Linked DNA regions of Homo sapiens: regions 1 and 2 are each linked to region 3. Evidence: chromatin loops called from intact Hi-C (ENCODE). Cell type or tissue: PC-9. All regions are shown on one strand. Each heading gives the region's core, and the rest is flanking DNA. Links, peaks and the distances in the headings are about the cores only.

Evidence for each region. Hi-C counts contacts between places; a loop is a spot of excess contacts. Peaks named below come from ENCODE experiments on the same cell type or tissue, not always from the same donor. Only the 100,000 strongest peaks of a DNase experiment are listed, where the experiment ranks them.
Region 1: it touches region 3 in a loop (2.9-fold over the local background); 4 of 110 quality-filtered maps call a loop at or near these places.
Region 2: a loop joins it to region 3, with 2.0 times the contacts of the local background. A loop is called at or near these places in 2 of 110 quality-filtered maps.

What each region holds. Positions count from the first base shown.
Region 1 is chr5:33,824,919-33,830,623 of GRCh38, forward strand. All of the region lies in intron 2 of ADAMTS12 (ADAM metallopeptidase with thrombospondin type 1 motif 12), which reads right to left. Among named protein-coding and RNA genes, the nearest start is that of ADAMTS12, 64 kb to the right of the region's middle. In PC-9, for the core only: no CTCF peak of the experiment used is centred there; a DNase peak (open chromatin) is centred at 3,143; H3K27ac peaks cover 2,500 bases.
Region 2 is chr5:33,729,777-33,735,481 of GRCh38, forward strand. All of the region lies in intron 3 of ADAMTS12 (ADAM metallopeptidase with thrombospondin type 1 motif 12), which reads right to left. Among named protein-coding and RNA genes, the nearest start is that of ADAMTS12, 160 kb to the right of the region's middle. In PC-9, for the core only: no CTCF peak of the experiment used is centred there; no DNase peak of the experiment used is centred there.
Region 3 is chr5:33,888,407-33,894,111 of GRCh38, forward strand. ADAMTS12 (ADAM metallopeptidase with thrombospondin type 1 motif 12) reads right to left here and starts at 3,584. Exons shown (of 24, transcript NM_030955.4): 1 at 3,324-3,584. The coding sequence starts at 3,450. RefSeq lists enhancers at 2,866-3,367, 3,368-3,867. In PC-9, for the core only: CTCF peaks have their summits at 2,406 and 2,607; DNase peaks (open chromatin) are centred at 2,435 and 3,675; H3K4me3 peaks cover 2,500 bases; H3K27ac peaks cover 1,399 bases.

The sequences.
Region 1 (5,705 bases), core at 2,141-4,640, 63 kb before region 3:
AAAAGCCACATGATGAAGGAGTTTGGATTCCTGAGCTACCACTGGAAGGAGAGTTATTTCTTGGAGGGGAGCCATCCCACTAGAGATGCTGACCCAGACTGTGCTATCGTGTGAATGAGAAATAAAATTTGATATTAGCCACTAAGATTTGGCAGCTGTGTGTTAAAAGTAGCTAGCAAGCACATCCTAATAGAGTTCCCGGGAAAACTACAGCGGTTTCACCCATGCTTATGCAAAGATCCAGTTTGCAAAATCATTTCTGCTCTGCAAAGAGCTTACTATTAAGAAGGTCTCTTTGTGGAGGTGGCTCCACAAAGCATGCTGAAAATCCCTTATATGTATGAAGAGTCAAGTCATCTACTGAAATTCCAGACAAATCTTCCTGACCATATCCAAGAACACAGAGTACGTGCAAGTTTCCAGGATTCTGGTGATATCAATGAATGTGCTGTGGGCTCAAACTTTTTAGAGAGGAAAACTGAGCTGGATATATCATGTCATTAGATGAGAGATTTAGTCAGTGGCCAAAGCTGGATGAGTGTAAGTAAGAGCTGCATGAATGTTGCAGAAACTCTGGCAAAGAGGAAAATTTGTACATTCAGGATTTGTGTTGCAGATGCTACACAAACCCAAAAGGAACTAAAGGGCAAAAAGCATATGAGTCTCTTAACTAATTGCATAAAACTATTTGATCAAGGTAGTGCTTTAAAATTTTATGTGATCAGAATTGTTTTTGTTTTTGCAAAGAAAGATCAGGTAATTTCCAGTGATAATTCTAAAATGTATGGTTTTTGCTTTGCAAATCGATAGAGGAAGAAGCAATAATCCATTATACAAAAACTCTCTGGAAGTGGGAGAGAAAGTAAGACCAAACGGCAAGCAATTCTTTCCAAATGAGTTTTGGTTCAACTCCTCCGTGGAGACCTTGCTAGCAGTATTCTTGTCATGTGGTTCCTCAGTTATGTAACCAGAAGAGAGTATCTCCAAACTAGAATCAAGTTTGGTCTAGATGCTGTGGCTGCACCAGCTCACCTCTGCAAATTGAATTTAGAAAACTCCACACTGGAACAGATCTCTACCTTGCCATAGTTGAACAGGCGGTACACATCATTTGACTTCGTTATGTGAACTGCAGTTAGGAGGTGTTAAAAAAAGAAGTCCTCTTAAAAACAGGGAAGATGAAACTACATCACCTCTATACTCCTAGATGATTTGTTGGTGAGAAGAGTTAGGGACATTTCTAAGGGAAGTCAAGAAATAAATTGTTTTCTCTACTTCTCTTTGAAAATTTTATATTCAATTTATGCATCTTGATGTGGTCTACAATAGTGTGCTTAGCAAAGAACTTTTCTTCCTCAGCTATGGAACTTAAACTTATAAAAATGATAGTCTGCTCAGTGAGGGCAAATGATTAGCTGCCCACCTAACTCACCCATTAAAAAAAATGTTAATAAAAAATAGTAATATTAATACTAGCAAATTTGGAAAAGTGTATATGCAAAGGTTTAAGTATTGGTAATTCAATTTGCATATACATATGTATGCATACATGTATGTATGAATGTATGAATATATGTATGAACTCATGTATATGCATGAATATATATATGCTTTTAAGTCTGTTTGAAAACAGAAATATGTTTATGTATGTGTATGTGTGTGTGTGTGTATATATATATATATATATAATTTTGAGTTTAATTCTTTGAAAACATAGAAATATTCTTGATGAAAATGTGTACCACTGCCCATTATTGGCTATTTAACAAATAACCTAAATTAATAATGAAGCTAAACTAATAGCAATTTATAATGAAAAACAAGTACCAAATAAACAATAAGCACTAAAACAAGTATCAAATAAAAATAAACAGTTAAGTACTACCTTGATGGTAAACTTCTGTCCCCAAACTGCAGAACTGCAGCCATCTATGTGTTTGGATGGTAGTGAGACCTCAGCTACATTGCCAGGCATTACGGGGAGAATGGGCTTCTTAGTAAAATACCAAATTGGAGTCTATAATAAGCTTTAGTCATGTACTGACTTTATGAATACTAAAATTTAATGACCCTTAATAAGTCACGTAATTGTTTCCTATTAAATAGCTCTCAGTTCATCCACAAAAATTAATGTCTATGGAATGATGTGTCTCATTCACCGCATAAAGACCTGGTCCCTTTCTCAGCCCATTAGGGGTCTGCTCAAGGCTGACAGATGGGCTTGGGGAAGCACTTTCAGAATTGACCCTGAAAGAAAGCAGAGTTTTCTCCAGCTGGGCAGAGGGACACAAGTCGGTGATGGGAAACAGAAGAGGATCTGATGTGTCACCACTGGGTTGAAGATGAAGGAGGGTCACATAGCAAGAAATGCAGTTAGTCTCTAAAAGTCGATGGTGTCACTGGTTTATCACTCAAAGAAACAGGGGCTTCAGTCCTACAGCTGCAAAGAACTGAGCTTAGAAACGGACTTCTCCCCACAGTCTCTAGAGAACTCAGCCCGTTAATACCTTCATTTCAGTCTGTGCTGCCCTAAGCCAAGAACCCAGTCATGCTGTGCCAGATTTCTGGCCTACGGAATTGTAAGCTAATAAACAGGTATTGTTCCAAACTTTCTAAGTTTGTGGTAGCTTATTATGCAGCAATAGAAAGCTATTACCTCAGCAAATTTCCTTTATCCCCACTTCCCTGTCTTACTCACCCATTAAAAAAACATGTTAATAAAAAAATAGTAACCACTCTGTTGTGCTTTGACATGTATCCTCGCATTTGGATATGTCCTTGGAGAAAACAAAATAGATAGATAGATAGATAGATAGATAGATAGATAGATAGATAGATAGATAGAATGTTTTTGTTTGCTAATGTAGTTTATTTTATATCAATAGTATTGTGTCATAAATACTATGCTATTTATTATCTTATAAAAAAACTCAAATATACCTTGTTACCATCTATCCATTTGCTGTGGGCATATCTAGTGGGTTCCTTCTAACTGCTACAAAATATTCCATAGTGTGTATTTGCTGTTTTTCTTTATGCATTTTACTAAGTTGACCTTCAGTTCCTTTACCAAAATCAGCACTGTGATCATTTCCTCATAATCCTATCTAAGAATTCCTCCAGGGCATATACCCAGGAATGGGATGGTTGGGTCACAGGACATATGACCACTTAATTTGGAATGCACTCTCAGACTTCTGTCTCAAATGGTCACACCAGGCTACTCCCCTGGCAGTGCAAGAGGTCCTGTTTTCTATATCTGCCAAGATTTGACATTACCAACTTCTGAGACTTTGTCAATCTCCCAGGTATAAAGTAACATCAAGTGCTTTTAATTTGTATTTTTCTGAATCACTGAGTTCGAGTATCACTTCATATATTTATTAAGCAATTCAGTTTCCCCTTTTGTAAACTGCCTTCTCATGTGCTTTTGTCAATTTTTCTACCAGATCTCCCATCTTCTTATTTATTTCCAGAATGTCCTCTATCTTTTAGACACCAAACTCTTCAGGTATCTCTTACTGTTATATCTTTCTGTTAACTCAGAAATGCTTAATTTTATATAATCATATTTCTCAATGTTTTGCTATATAATCTGTGTTTTATTTGGATCTTTATTAAGAAATATGTTCCTACCACTAAGTCACTAAAATATTATCCTACATTTTCTTTTGTTGGCTTCACACTTTTACCTTTCACGTTTCAGTCCTTAATCCACCTAGGGTCCATATTTGTATGAGACCCTCTAGTTTTATTTTTCTCCATATTATAAGCCAGTTTTTCTAACACCATCTGCTCAACAATCCACCCTAGGCAGAGGTAAGATGAGAAATATGTATGTGGTTGGGAAGCCAACATGATCCCACTGTACTGTGGCAGAGGGTATGATGCAGTGACTCAGGATCTTGTTGGTGGAGAAGGGGTAAAGGGAGGGCTCTGTCGCAGTAGATTCTGCCCTGAACATCCTCTTTCGCCCCTGTGTTGCAGTTACTAATCCTTGATTTATCTTTTCCTATTGAAAACTGGAATCCCTCTCCACTTGGGATGGGGAGTGGGAGGGAAAGGGTCATGCTGCTATTTGCCTTGTCAGCCCTGGTAACACTAGCAACGGGCATACACACCATACTGCTCTGAATGAGATCCACTCCAGCACATGGCCATCTTAAAACCTCTTTCATCACGTAATTGATACAGTTCAATGAGACAAACAGATGGCACCTTTCGTCAGGCTACTTGCATGCCAATAATGGGAAAAGAACCCATTCAGAGACTCATACTCATGAGCTGTGCTCCTCCCCAAGCTGGCGTTCCTGAATGTAACATGAAGGAAGATGCTCAGGCTGCTGCAGGACTTGGCCTTAGAGACGGGGCATCCTAACCTGCCTTACTAGCAAAGCTTCATCCAGATATGACCTTTCACTGCATACTCTATTTTTTCCCTGTGTGCTTGGATTTAATTCTTAATAGTACTTTGAGTTGCTGTTTTATTATTGCATACTTTAAACTCACTACTCTTCTTTCCATCCTTCTTCTCTTCTCACCAGCCAGGACCTTCCCTCCCCACCTTTCCAAAGCAGCACACAGCTAGCTGCCTGCTATGACTTCAACTTCAAATTCAGCCTGGAAGTTAAGAAATGATTTCCCAAGAACTGCATAGAAGGAGGATCTGACCATTGGCCTTTGTGCTGCCCCCTGCCTTCTTCAACCCCCTTGGGTCTTAATAATTAATTCCTCCTGAGGCATGTTGTTCCATGGGCCTCTCTGTTCCCCTGAACTCATTCCCTGGAAACAATTCCCCTACACATCTAAGAGCAGATTTCACTTAACTAAGCAGCTGTGGTCGGAAAGTACAAATTCTCCTTTAAAAATGGCCCTTTCCAGTCCCACTCTAATGTTGACCAGCTTTCCTCAATTCCCAAAGAATTCACCCGCTTCATACTGAGAAATCCATCTGGCCCCAGTCCTTTTCCATCTGAGGCAATCAGCCTCAGTGACATTCAGAGAGCCCTTTCCATAACTCTCTTGGTCTAGCCCATACCTACCTCTAACTCAATAAAATGTTAGAACCCTGAGCCCTAACATATGAAGAAAGGGAGGCCAGACAGCCCAAACTGGAAGACAGGTCAGTGGCTTTGATATAAATCAAAGCTAGGATCTCAAATTTGAAATGAGGTAGACATTTCTAGCTATGCTGTGGGCATGAGGCTCTGATGGATTAAAGAAGAAATGATGGGACAACTTTGGAGAAATAAAGGATCCATGAAGTTGGAAGACCTCAGTTAAATGGTCCAATAAGGGCTCTGGAGAGCCATTGTACCACCCAGATCCCTTCAGAAGATAGAGGGAAGAGGTGATATGAGGAGAAAAATGGCAAAAAGGAGGTAAGACAACTGGAATATAAACTTGATCGATATCACAATTTGATATAAGACTAGCTCAATTACATGATTAGAAGTATATTCACAAGAGAAGATAGTCAGAAAATGGTCAGCCTACCAAGAAAGCAGCCAATTGATATAAAACACAGAAGTGTCTGGGGACGAGAGGTCCTAACAACTTTAAAGCCACTTGCTAAAGAATTCTGTCTTGGCCGGGCATAGTGACTCACGCCTGTAATCCCAGCACTTTGGGAGTCCAAGGCTGGAGGATCGCTTGAGCTCAGGAGTTCAAGAGCAGCCTGGGCAACTTATCAAGACACTGTCTCT
Region 2 (5,705 bases), core at 1,231-3,730, 160 kb before region 3:
CCAAAGTTTCTCTCTAAATAAAGGAAGAGACACTGGCAGTGGCTGAGATTGATAACACCCAATTTCAGGCTTTAGAGCAAGAGGGTTGGAAATCAATTTGTGTGTGGATTATGAATCACTGATACACAGCATGTGGCTTTCCAAATATTACTTACTAAACCACCCAACATTTTCCAAATATAGTAATGATTAAGAGTCTGTCTATGGGCAAAAGTTCCATTCTGGAGCTCCAAAAGTTCCATTCTGGAGCTCCAAGGCAAAAGTTATACATTAGAAGGCTTCTTTCTTCCACCCTGAGGCTCTTGACGAAGTCCTTCACTACCCACCCACGGGTAGAAAGGAGACCCACATTGTACAGGTTACAGATCAAATATGAAATCTGAATCTTTCTGTGTGATATGGGATTAGACACAGTTTATGCCAATAGTTGCAAAAACAGCATATGTGTGGCATTGTATAAGTATCACTATTGTATAAGGTGCTGGTGCTATTATGAGATCAGAGTCCATTAGGGTGTGTGTGTGTGTGTGTGTGTGTGTGTGTGTCTGTGTGTGTGTTTCTGTGTGTATGTGTGTGGTAAGATTGATCCTTTTTTGGAAGAGGATGGGTGGGGGGAAGACTGGAGGCAGGAGGGGCCACAAAAGCTGTCCTTTTTGTTTCCTTCCCTGTGTCTTCTCCTCTTGTATGTGTTCCTTTACGTGGTTAAAATATAGTTTAAATGCCTATTTTTATTTTTTCCTATAGAATGTTGATTCATTATCTTAAAGTGATGAATAAAGGTCTATAATTTTATTGTTTTTTGTCTTAAATAACAGCAAAATATACTAAAACCAGTGGTCTTCCAAAGGCAGGTTGCTTCCATTGACCTACAGCAAGCTAGTGTCAAAAGACAGAAAGATTCATCCTTCACTTAGTTAGGATTGCTTCATTGGAACCCTCGACTTTATCTACTGTTTTTCACACTGGTATAATATTAACTCCATTGATGTTTTCACAAATTCTCAACTGGACCACAAAAGACAGGCAACCCTTTGCATGGTCCTTTAACTTTGCTCATTTAGAATAACCCAATTATTGTCCTGAAGTTCTTCAGCAATGAAGAAATCTGTACCTTGGCAGAGATAGCAGAAGGGTTGAGAATAACGGGTACTAGCTCAGGAGTCAGACAGACCCGGATACAAATCCCAGTCACACTTAACTATTTGGGAGATCTCTGACTTGCCTTACTTTTCCCATCCGTAAATAGGGATAGTAAAAGCAGTTGCAGTGTGTTATTGGGAGAATTAAATAAGGGATGTTTGTAGAGGATTTAGCTCAATGTCATGCATATAATAAATAATTTATTTCTAATCACTGCTATTATGAATTAATAAATTCCAGTTTCTTAGTTTCTTCTCTGCTTATCTTTCTTTTCTTTTTTTTTTTTTGAGACAGGGTCTCACTGTCTCCACCAGGCTGGAGTCTAGTGGTGTGATCTCGGCTCACTGCAACCTCAGCCTCCCGGGTTCCAGAGATTCTCATGTCTCAGCCTTCCGAGTAGCTGGGATTACAGGTGTAAGCCACTGCACCCAACCTTATCTTTCTTTTCTCTACATTAAAGTGAGTGTTGAAGACGACAGCCATGTACACAGCACAGGAGGCTCTCCTGCTGCCTCATCATGGCAATCCTAAGCTTCATTCAGATGTGTTCAGGAATGGTCTTTATCAGATGCCTTGAAAAGGTATGCATGATAATGAGGCAAGGCAGCCAGCAGAGGCTGGGACATGCACTCCAGCTCCACAGGAAGGGCCAGTTGTGTCTACCAAGATGGTCAAATCCTAGGACATCAGGAAAGGCAGAAAGGAGCAAACAATTAAGGATTGCTAAAAATCCTTTTTGGGACTATGCTGATAGGATCTAGAATTAAGGCCAGTGTGAAAAGGCAGCACTCAGGAACACGATGCTCTGGCTGAGGCAGAGGCTGTCCACTAGAGAGATGCCAGAGGTCTGCTGATGGCTCATGACCCTGCCTAAGAAATGTTAACATTGCATCTTATTAGACTGCATGTGTTATTATGGACAAGACTATAAATTATTCCATATAGATATAAGATTTATAGGGTACTTAGGATTTTAAAACTGGTCATCTTTATTGTCAATATCAGAGAAATTTGTTCTTTTGGAGAGATGGCAAAAAGGTATAATCTCATGTTCCACCTCTGACCAGCTGGTGGTAGCTAGACCTGGAGCTGCCTTGAGAAATATTCTAGGGCTGCATCCAGGCCAAGCAGAATAGGGTGACAGCATAGATTAGTGATGTCTACCCAGCACCAGGACTGCGCAGGCTGAGCAGAATAGGGTGCCAGCATAGACTAGTGATGTCTGCCCAGCACCAGGAGCCAGAAGAGGCAATACATGTACCACATATTCACCATCTCCCTTCTCATTCAAAATCCAATTGTAAACCACATAGAAGTGCTAAAAAAAATAAATGTAGGTGAATATTTATCTGACACTAGAATGGAAAAGGACTTTGTAAGCATAAAAAGAATGGAGGAAATCAGAAAGAAAACGTCTAAATGAAAATCTTACATAAGAAGAGATAAAAAAATTAAAGATGAAAACAGAAAAAGCATTTTCCCACAAATATGACAAAGATGTTACATACTTAATCTCTTAAGTGCCTTTATGAAAAATTAAGAAATTGCTAATAATCCTATTAAAAATGATCAAAGAACATGGAGAGATGATTCTTAAAGAAGAATTATCAGTGGTTCAAAATCTGACAACTGTGGATATTCATATTCACAGAAATAATTAGGGCACTCCTGATATAGCATATTTTGCACAACAAATTAGAGAAGATTTAAAAAATACTTTGTCCAATGCTGGCAAAAGTAGAACAAATGGATACTTTTTATATGTTGCTTTGGAAATATAAATTAGTGTTACGTTTTGGAGGAATTCTTAGAAATATTTTCAGTAATTCATTTATAGGACTCTTAAGATAATATTTTAAAATGTGGGCAAAATTGGTGGTACAAGAATAATAATCACACAGAGTTTTATAATAAGAAAATTTGTGAAAAAAATCTAAAAGTCCAACACCAGGGGAATGTGTAAATAAATTTTGATTTCATTCCACAGTAAAGCTTTAAGTGATCCTTAAAAATGTTTTAAAATAGCCTTTTATAACTTGGGAAAATGTTCACAATATAAACTGTGCAGAATGAATTTACACATCCCAATTGTGGGTTTTATTATATATTATATTATATTTTTATCCAATATAACACTAAATTATATTATTTCATATCATATAAAATGTTACATAAATAACATATTCACAAATAGTGGCTATTTTTGGTTGTGTGATTATGAGTGACTTTTATTTTCCTCATTATATTATTTTCCCAGTAAAAAAAATATATGGTTATTATATTTGGTTATTATAATAACCAAGTTACAGAATAATACAGTTACTATTTTTTTAAAGAAATTTAAATCCAGATTAAAACTGTTAAATGAAACTTTCTTCAAGAAAACCAGTTGTAGGAAAAAAGTCCTAGAGCATGCTGGTCCAGAACACAGAATCTGTAGTGACACAAACCTTTGTTACTTTTAACAGCGTGAGCCTGAGCAAGTCAGTTGATCTATGCCTCAGTTTTCTCATCTGTGAAATGGGGATAATAACAGCCTCTAATCATAAGACAGCCACGAATCTTAAGTAAGAGACATTGTTAAGTTTCTAGTAGCTTGCCTGGAATACGTGGTCTTCAAATACTGATAACTAGCTAGTCTGAAGGGAGCTGGAAACCAGCTTTGAATGGATTGGTCTTGGCCAGTAAAAGTGGCTGCAGCACCCTTGGGTCCTTATACTCCAAACAAACATGGCCGTGCTTTGTGCAAATCCAGGTGGCTTTGCATTTGGCTAAAGCATCCTTGTGACCCAGAGTTTCCTGAAAGGATCATAAGTGTCATTTTGTAAACCATCATTCCATGTGGCCATGGAGACTCATCAGCGAGACACGGGGGCTGCCAGCTCTGATAACAGAGATCAGTACTTAACATGCATGCATCATCTCCAATTCACACAGACACAGCCAAGCAAGTACCATGTGCATTTTACAGATGTAGATCATAAGGCTCAGAGAACTTCAGAAACACCCAAGGTCTCAGAGCTGTTCAGTGCAAGAATTCACACCCAGACCCATCTGATGTCAAAGCCTACACTTCCCCACTACACACACACACACACACACACACACACACACACACACACACACACAGAGTAAGCTCTTAGCCTCAGGATGTCTCTGAAAAAGCGCTGAGCAGACAAGGAGGGAGGCAGCCCCCAAGCAGTGGCCAAGCCATCAGTGGGTAAAGAGAGAAGAGACAACAATATCCTTCCTTTCCTCCATTCTAAAAGCAGGAACGTGTTCCTTGCTTCTCCTGTTCGCAGCTAGAGACCAAACCCCACTCTGCCTCTCAGGAGAAGTGGTCATACCCTGTCACTTCTGGTTCTTTGGAACAAAAGCTGCCTAGGTCAGAGGTGAGGACACAGCTCTGCAAAGCCTGACTTCAAGAATAATAGCACCAGAAGAAAAAAACGTGAAGTACCTGAAGAAGAGCAGTAACATTAGCAGAAATCATTGCTGTCCAAAATAATTTGCAGCTTCTCTTGATGTTAACCAGCTGGAGTTGTAGTTACCCCAGGTTTTTAAGTCACAATTGTGAATTAAAAAAATTATAACAAGGAAGACAGCTAACATGTTTTCCACATTTAATTTACTGTGCTAAACATAATATAGCTTCTAAAATTCCTAACAAAGACCCAGTCCCCTGAGAATGAATTTTACTATCCTGATTGCCCCAAATGATTCACGAATAAAGTATGAGTACTTATGCTCCAGGTTAGCAAGGAAGTGAGAAGCTGCAGCAAAGGATGACAACACCAAAGGCCTGAGAGGAAGGGGCTATAGCCAAAACGGTGGGTGGGGGAGGAGGCTGAGTGTTCCACTGGAAGAAACATCAACTGGGGTGTCTGCTCAGGGCTTGGGAAATGTTCCAGAGCCTGGCTGAAGGAGGAGCTTGTGGGCCACCCTGACAGGGTCTGTAACTCTTTGGCTCTCAAATTTCTAGACCAGCACTTCTGATTCCCACCCGGACATACCTTACTGCAAGATACCTTGCATGTACCTTAATGATTCTTGCTAGAATTTCAGATGTCTGGTAAAGTCTTTTGATTTTTAACCTAAGCCTAATAAAATGCTTTTTTAAATAATAGTACATTTGAGATAACAATAACTAATATACATTGGGCATTTACCTTAATAAGTTTTACATGTTTCAGCTGTTAAATTCTCCCAACCCTTACTGATGAAGAAAATCCAGCACAAAGAGGTTAAGTAATTTGCCCCGGGTCTTCTTTTCTGAAGGAATAAAGAAATAGCTCTCCAAAGTTAAAATGCAGATACTGTGCCCCACCCTAGGGTTTTCGATTCAATAAAGCTAGGGTGGGTCCTGTAGATTTGCATTTCTTATAAGTTCCAGGGTGATGCTGATGCTGCTGGTCCGGGGACTAAACTTTGAGAACCAATGGTCTAGACCAGGGATCAGCAAGTTTTTATCACTATTAAAGGGCCAGATAGTAAATGTTTTTGCTATCTTGTATAATTTGCAGGATGAAAGGTAAAATCGAGGATATTATATGAGTACTTATATA
Region 3 (5,705 bases), core at 1,375-3,874:
TGCTCATAAACTTTATGATAACTAATGTGCTAACTGTATAGATTATTATAATCAACACAAAATATCAAATCTGTGAACTCTCTTTTTACATTAAGAAAATAGCTGAAATCCTTTCCTCCTTGCAGAATTTTTTTAATAGAATACATAAATAATTAAAACTCTTATCTGAAAACACTGCAACATTCCCTCTGTTTCTTGCACAAGCCTGGAGTTCATCTCTAATATGGAATAAAGTGACTGTCCTGTTGATTTCACAGAGATGTCAGGAGCAAAAGAGGTCATGGAACAGACTGGCGCTTTGTAAACAGCATAGGGGTAAACAAACCTAAGGGGATATGATTGGCTGTAGAAGACACGCAGCATGTTGTGTGCAAGATTAATATTTCCCGTTGTTCTGATACTTGGTTGTGAACCAAGAAATCCTGTGTAAGTCACAGCACATTCCTATATCACAACTGAGCAATGTGGAAAGAATACTGGGCAGTTAGTCAAATAGCCTGTTTCTATGTTTCTAGTCCCAGAAAGGACTGGATTTATCTCCATACTCCTTCCAACGACTAAAATCCTGACTTAGCCCAACTCTTAGAACTAGAAGGAACCTAAAAGGTAATGTAGTGTCTGAATCTGTCTCCAAATGTGGAACCCTGTGCAATTCCCTTTACCCTCCTCGTGAAGGGGCATTTATTAGGTGCTCAATCATATATGTTGACTAACTGATGCCCTAGACCTCCCATTCCTTATCCATAAAAGTAAAAATGGGGGCGAGGCATGATGGCTCATTCCTGTAATCGCAGCATTTGGGGAGGCTGAAGTGGGAGAATTGCTTAAGGCCAGGAGTTCAAGATCAGTCTGGACAACATAGCTAGACCTCATCTCTATTAAAAAAAAAATTAAATATTTCAAAAATAAGAATGGGTGAGATGATCCTGAAGTAATTTGCAAGTTTAAACGTTCAGGATTTGAATGCATTCAAAAATGCTATCAAAGTGGAAATGGAAGTCTAAGGAGATTGGTTATTTGTGAGGCTGTAGGTAGGTCATTTGGAGGGAAAAACCCAGGCCATCCTAATCCCAGATAGCCTTAGAATTTCATTCTCTACTGGTTTGCCCTCATCCATCCCTTCCTCCCTCTTTGTGACTTTCCTTCTTAATTCTAAATGTAAGTCTGCTTAGAAATTTCTCCTTTGCACCAAATGTGGATTATTTGTAAATCCACTAGGGAATTGATTGTGGTTGGTGAAATGCTTTTAAAAACTGAAATTATTGGCTGGGTACAGTAGTTCACACCTGTAATCCCAGCACTTTAAGAGGCCAAGGTGGGCAGATCACCTGAGGTCAGGAGTTGGAGACAGCCTGGCCAACATGGTGAAACCTCGTCTGTACTAAAAATACAAAAATTAGCCGGGCATGGTGGCACACGTCTGTAATCCCAGGTACTTGGTTGGCTGAGGCAGGAGAATCACTTGAACCCGGGAGGCAGAGGTTGCAGTGAGCTGAGATTGCACCACCGCACTCCAGCCTGAGAGACAGAGCAAGACTCAGCCTCGAAAAACAAAAACCTCTAATTATTTTTAAACCTAAATAAATATATATATCACCAATAAGCTTGGAGCACTTTATAGGTTTTTTGAACAGTGGATACTCTCAGCACATAGCTCTAGATAGAGGTGACTAGGGAAAATAATCATATCTCACTTTCCAGAGAGCAAAAACCATGGCCCCGTGGTGTCTGCTTCACACCAAGCTGAATTCCCTTACAAAGAAGATGTGGAGCAGAGCTGAAAACCAACCCAGGAGAATGTGTGTCTTTGAACGAAATCATCTCCAAATGCCCTGGGAAGTGCTTGCAGGCTTTGTTTGTGCTGCCCCAGAAGGGAGACTTTTCACAAAGGAACTGTTTTTCAAAGAACAACAAGCCCTGCTATTTTAAACTTGGGGGTGGGAGATTGTATCTGGACCGTTTACACAAGTGAGTGCTGGCTGACTGACATCTAACCCCAGTGTTTGCTGGCTCCAGCTTTCCAAGTAAAGCAAAGAGAGGGACTTGCTTCTGATACGTCTTGAAGCCACAGCAGATGAGTTGTCCAGCAATATTTGAATTTTACAACATGAGCAGAAAACCCTGCTTAGAAATCCTAAACAAGGACAGGCTGGTGATGTTTATCACCCGAGTGGCCTTGGGAATTAAAGGGATGTCAGAAAGTCATGGAGGACACTTCCCGAGGCTTCAGCACAGTCAGCAAACACAGGACTTAGTGCATGCTAACCCAGTGCTCTGTGTGCGTGTGCATGCGTGTGGGTGCATATGCGTGTGTGTGTGCGTGTGTGTCCCTATTATTGCTACAGGACAGTGCTGCATGATTCTAAGAGTCAGACTACCTGAGCTGAAAACTCTGCTCTACATTAGCTGGCCTCATAAGCTCTCCAAGCTGCAGCATCCTCATCTGTACAGCAGGGACAGCAACACTGGTACCTGCACCCTGGAAGGCTATTGCCAGTGATCGGATGGGCTGACACAGAGTGCCACGCGGGCCATTGCTGCTGCTAGGACTGTTTACCCCCAGAGGTACAATGAACCCCCCACCAAACATGAAGGTGCCTCTGACCCTTCCAAGTCCAATAAACTGCTGACTGTTAGGCTTAAAAGAATAAAACAACAACAACAAATTGTCCACCAGAACGCTTCCAATGCTTCCTACAATAACATGAGTTCAGAAATTCATAAAGAGAAGCAGCCAGCTGTGGTCAGTGAGACAGGACAGGAAAAAGTGAGCCCTTATGGAGGTATAGTTCCCCCAAAAGGACTATTCTTTCAAAAATACAACCCTAAATCTTTCCAGGAAACCAAAACACAGCCAAGCCTGCTCAGTAGGGGGGAAGAATCACATTTCCCCTTTCCTGACCAGAGGTTTAAAACTAACTAGAAACACTGCAATGACGGCCAGTAGCCAGTTAGCACTTAAAAAAAAAATTTTCCATGTTTAGAGTCTGAAAAATAGGGGATCAAAACAGTACAGCATTCAAAGAGGAGACAAAAGAGAAAAAGTTACCAGCTACCTCTTGGGTCTTTCAAAGACTGCAGTGTCATCCCTGTAAAAGAGTGAGGTACTCACCTTTCTATAAGAATGAAGGACTCATCACCTTAAGCACTGAATTCTGAGAAAGCCTAGGCTCCTGAGGTCCCAGCCCAGATTTCCTTACAACGCAGCCAAATGGCTTTTCAGAGTTCAGTTCTGCCGGGTGGGGGAAGGGAAAGGGGAGCAACAAAATTCCCGCAAGTCTTACCACCACTGTTTTAAAAAGAAATAAAGAAGAGTCACTAACCTTGCCTCCTGTCCGGGAAGCGAACCGGGCCTGGCTGAGGCTGTCTCCCATAGCAAAGCGCCCCAAAGTTAAGGAGCTGAGCCACCACGGAAAGGTTTGCAAGCCAGCTCCTCTGGGCACATGGCATGATTCAGATGTTGAGGAGAAGAAAAGTCAAAAAAGTTTTAGCCCTCAGCTCCAGAAATAAAGCGCTCGCCTGTGGCCCAGCAGGAAGATGCAGGGGTGCATGGTCAGGCGCGAGAAGGCAGCGACTGCAAAGCTGCCCGCGATCTCCCTGTGCTTTTTTAAGCAGAAAGGAGCTAGACACCTTTTTCCCCTCCCTCCTCCTAAAAGGGGAGTGATTCAGCTGACAGTGTCCGCTTTCGGCGGGGTGTGGAATGGGCCAGAGCGGGAGGGCGCAGCCCACCCCGGTCCCCACCCCTCCGCCTCCCGCATGCCCCGCGGCCTCGCAGCCCGCCCGCTCGGTGCATCTTCCTCCCGGACTCCCACCCCCGCGCTCCTCCGGCCCCGCCCCGAACGCCAGGCCCAGCTGGCCGAGCCGGCCAAATAGGGGAGACCCGGGAGAGCCGCCCTGGGAGGCACTGGAGGAAGCTGCGAGTGAGAGGCCCCCAGGCCAGCCCCCCGGCGTGCTTAAATACAAGCTCAAAATGAGGAGAACAGAGTTGAGGCAGAGGGGGGCCCCACTCCCTCCATCCTTCCGCGCTCAGCGCTGCCCCCTCCCCTGCTGTTCTCCTCCAAGTTCCTGAACTTTTCCCAACATCGCTCTATCAAGACTCCTCACCCACTCGGACCGCTCTGGGATTCTCTTCCACTGGAAAAACTAATAGGCGATTTTTCTCTTTGCCAAGTCACACAAAGGGAAATGGGCTGCGCTAATCTGCTAATGTGACCTCAGACAAGCCCCCTCAGCTGTGCAATGAGGTGACTGCTGCAAATGCCTGTGGGCCCCTCTGAGTCTGCAGATCTCTGTGCGGCTCTTCTGATTCTAGAACCCCATCTTTCCTAGCCCACCTCCATTCACTCAAAAGGAAACCAGGAATTAAGTCAACCCAGGAAGGTGTTAAGGTATCTCCCCAGTTTCCCTGAACTGGCTACCCTGGAGAGGGCGTCCATTCATTCAGAGGCTCAAGCTTTTACATCGGTCAGAGAATGCCACAATCCAGGACGCTTGCCAGGCATCTTGAGAATTTACTGGGCTAATCCAGCCAAGATTTTTCACCTCTGAGCTGAAACAGGCCTCCTTACTCCATTCAGGAAGAATTCGGCCCCCAATATTGACTTTTCCCTGGCTGCCAGCCAACCACATGTGTTAATCAAGAGTTCTGGGATACCAGCTTACTCAACCTTGTATAGGGACAGAGCCTCCAAGGCAAACTCAGTGGTCTGAAAGCAAGGTGGTCCTCTCAGATGTGGAACACATGGGCACCAAGACTTTGAGAGGTATATGCTAGTTTCCTATTTTTGGTGTTACAAGTTACCATAAATTCAGTGGCTTGAAACAACTCAAATTTCTTATGTGACAGTTCTGATCTGAAACTGGTCTCACTGGGCTAAAATCAAGGAGTTAGCACAGCTGCATTCATTTCTGAAGACTCTAGGGGAGAATCTGTTGTCTTGCCTTTTCCAACTTCTAGAGGCTGCCTGAATTCCTCAGCTCATGGCCCTCTTCCCCCATCAAAGCTAGCAATGGCCCTTTGAGTCTTTCTCACATCACATCACTCTTCTTCCTCCCTTTTCCACTTATAAGGACCCTTGCGATTACATTAGACTCATCCTGGTTAACCAGGACACTCTCCTAATCAGCTGATTAGCAACCTTAATTCCATCTGCAACCTTAAATCCCCTTTACGTGTAACAGAACATGTTTTGTTGTCACAAGCAAGTAAAAGAACTACTCTGAGCCTTTTTTCTGTTACGTAAACATTAGGAAGCAGGATCACAACTGGAGTTAAAAGACATTCAGATAACACAGGCATGATGACCTGCATTTGCAAGGGCATTGAAGAACAACTTTGGGCTAGAATTCTTTTTGCTTCTTTTCTTTTCTTCCTCTTCCCCTTCTTCTTTGCTTCCCTTCACCCTTTCCTTGTTTCTCTCTCCTCCTTGTACTCTTCTGTCACTCTTCTTCTTCCACCTTTTTTTCTCCTGCTGCTCCTTTTAATAGCAAGCAAGATCTTGTCCAAAGGGCAAGATCACTCCTAGCTCCCAGGTCCTGGAGAAGAGATTTGTCTCTCAGGCAGAAACCTGAAGAACTCTGGAGAACTGCTGAGTTCCACCAATATCAGGGATGATACACTGAACACTCTGGCTTCACAGTTTAGCCTCTTCAACTCTAATGGCATTTCCCTTATTCTTTCTCCCATCTACTCTCAAGACCATAAC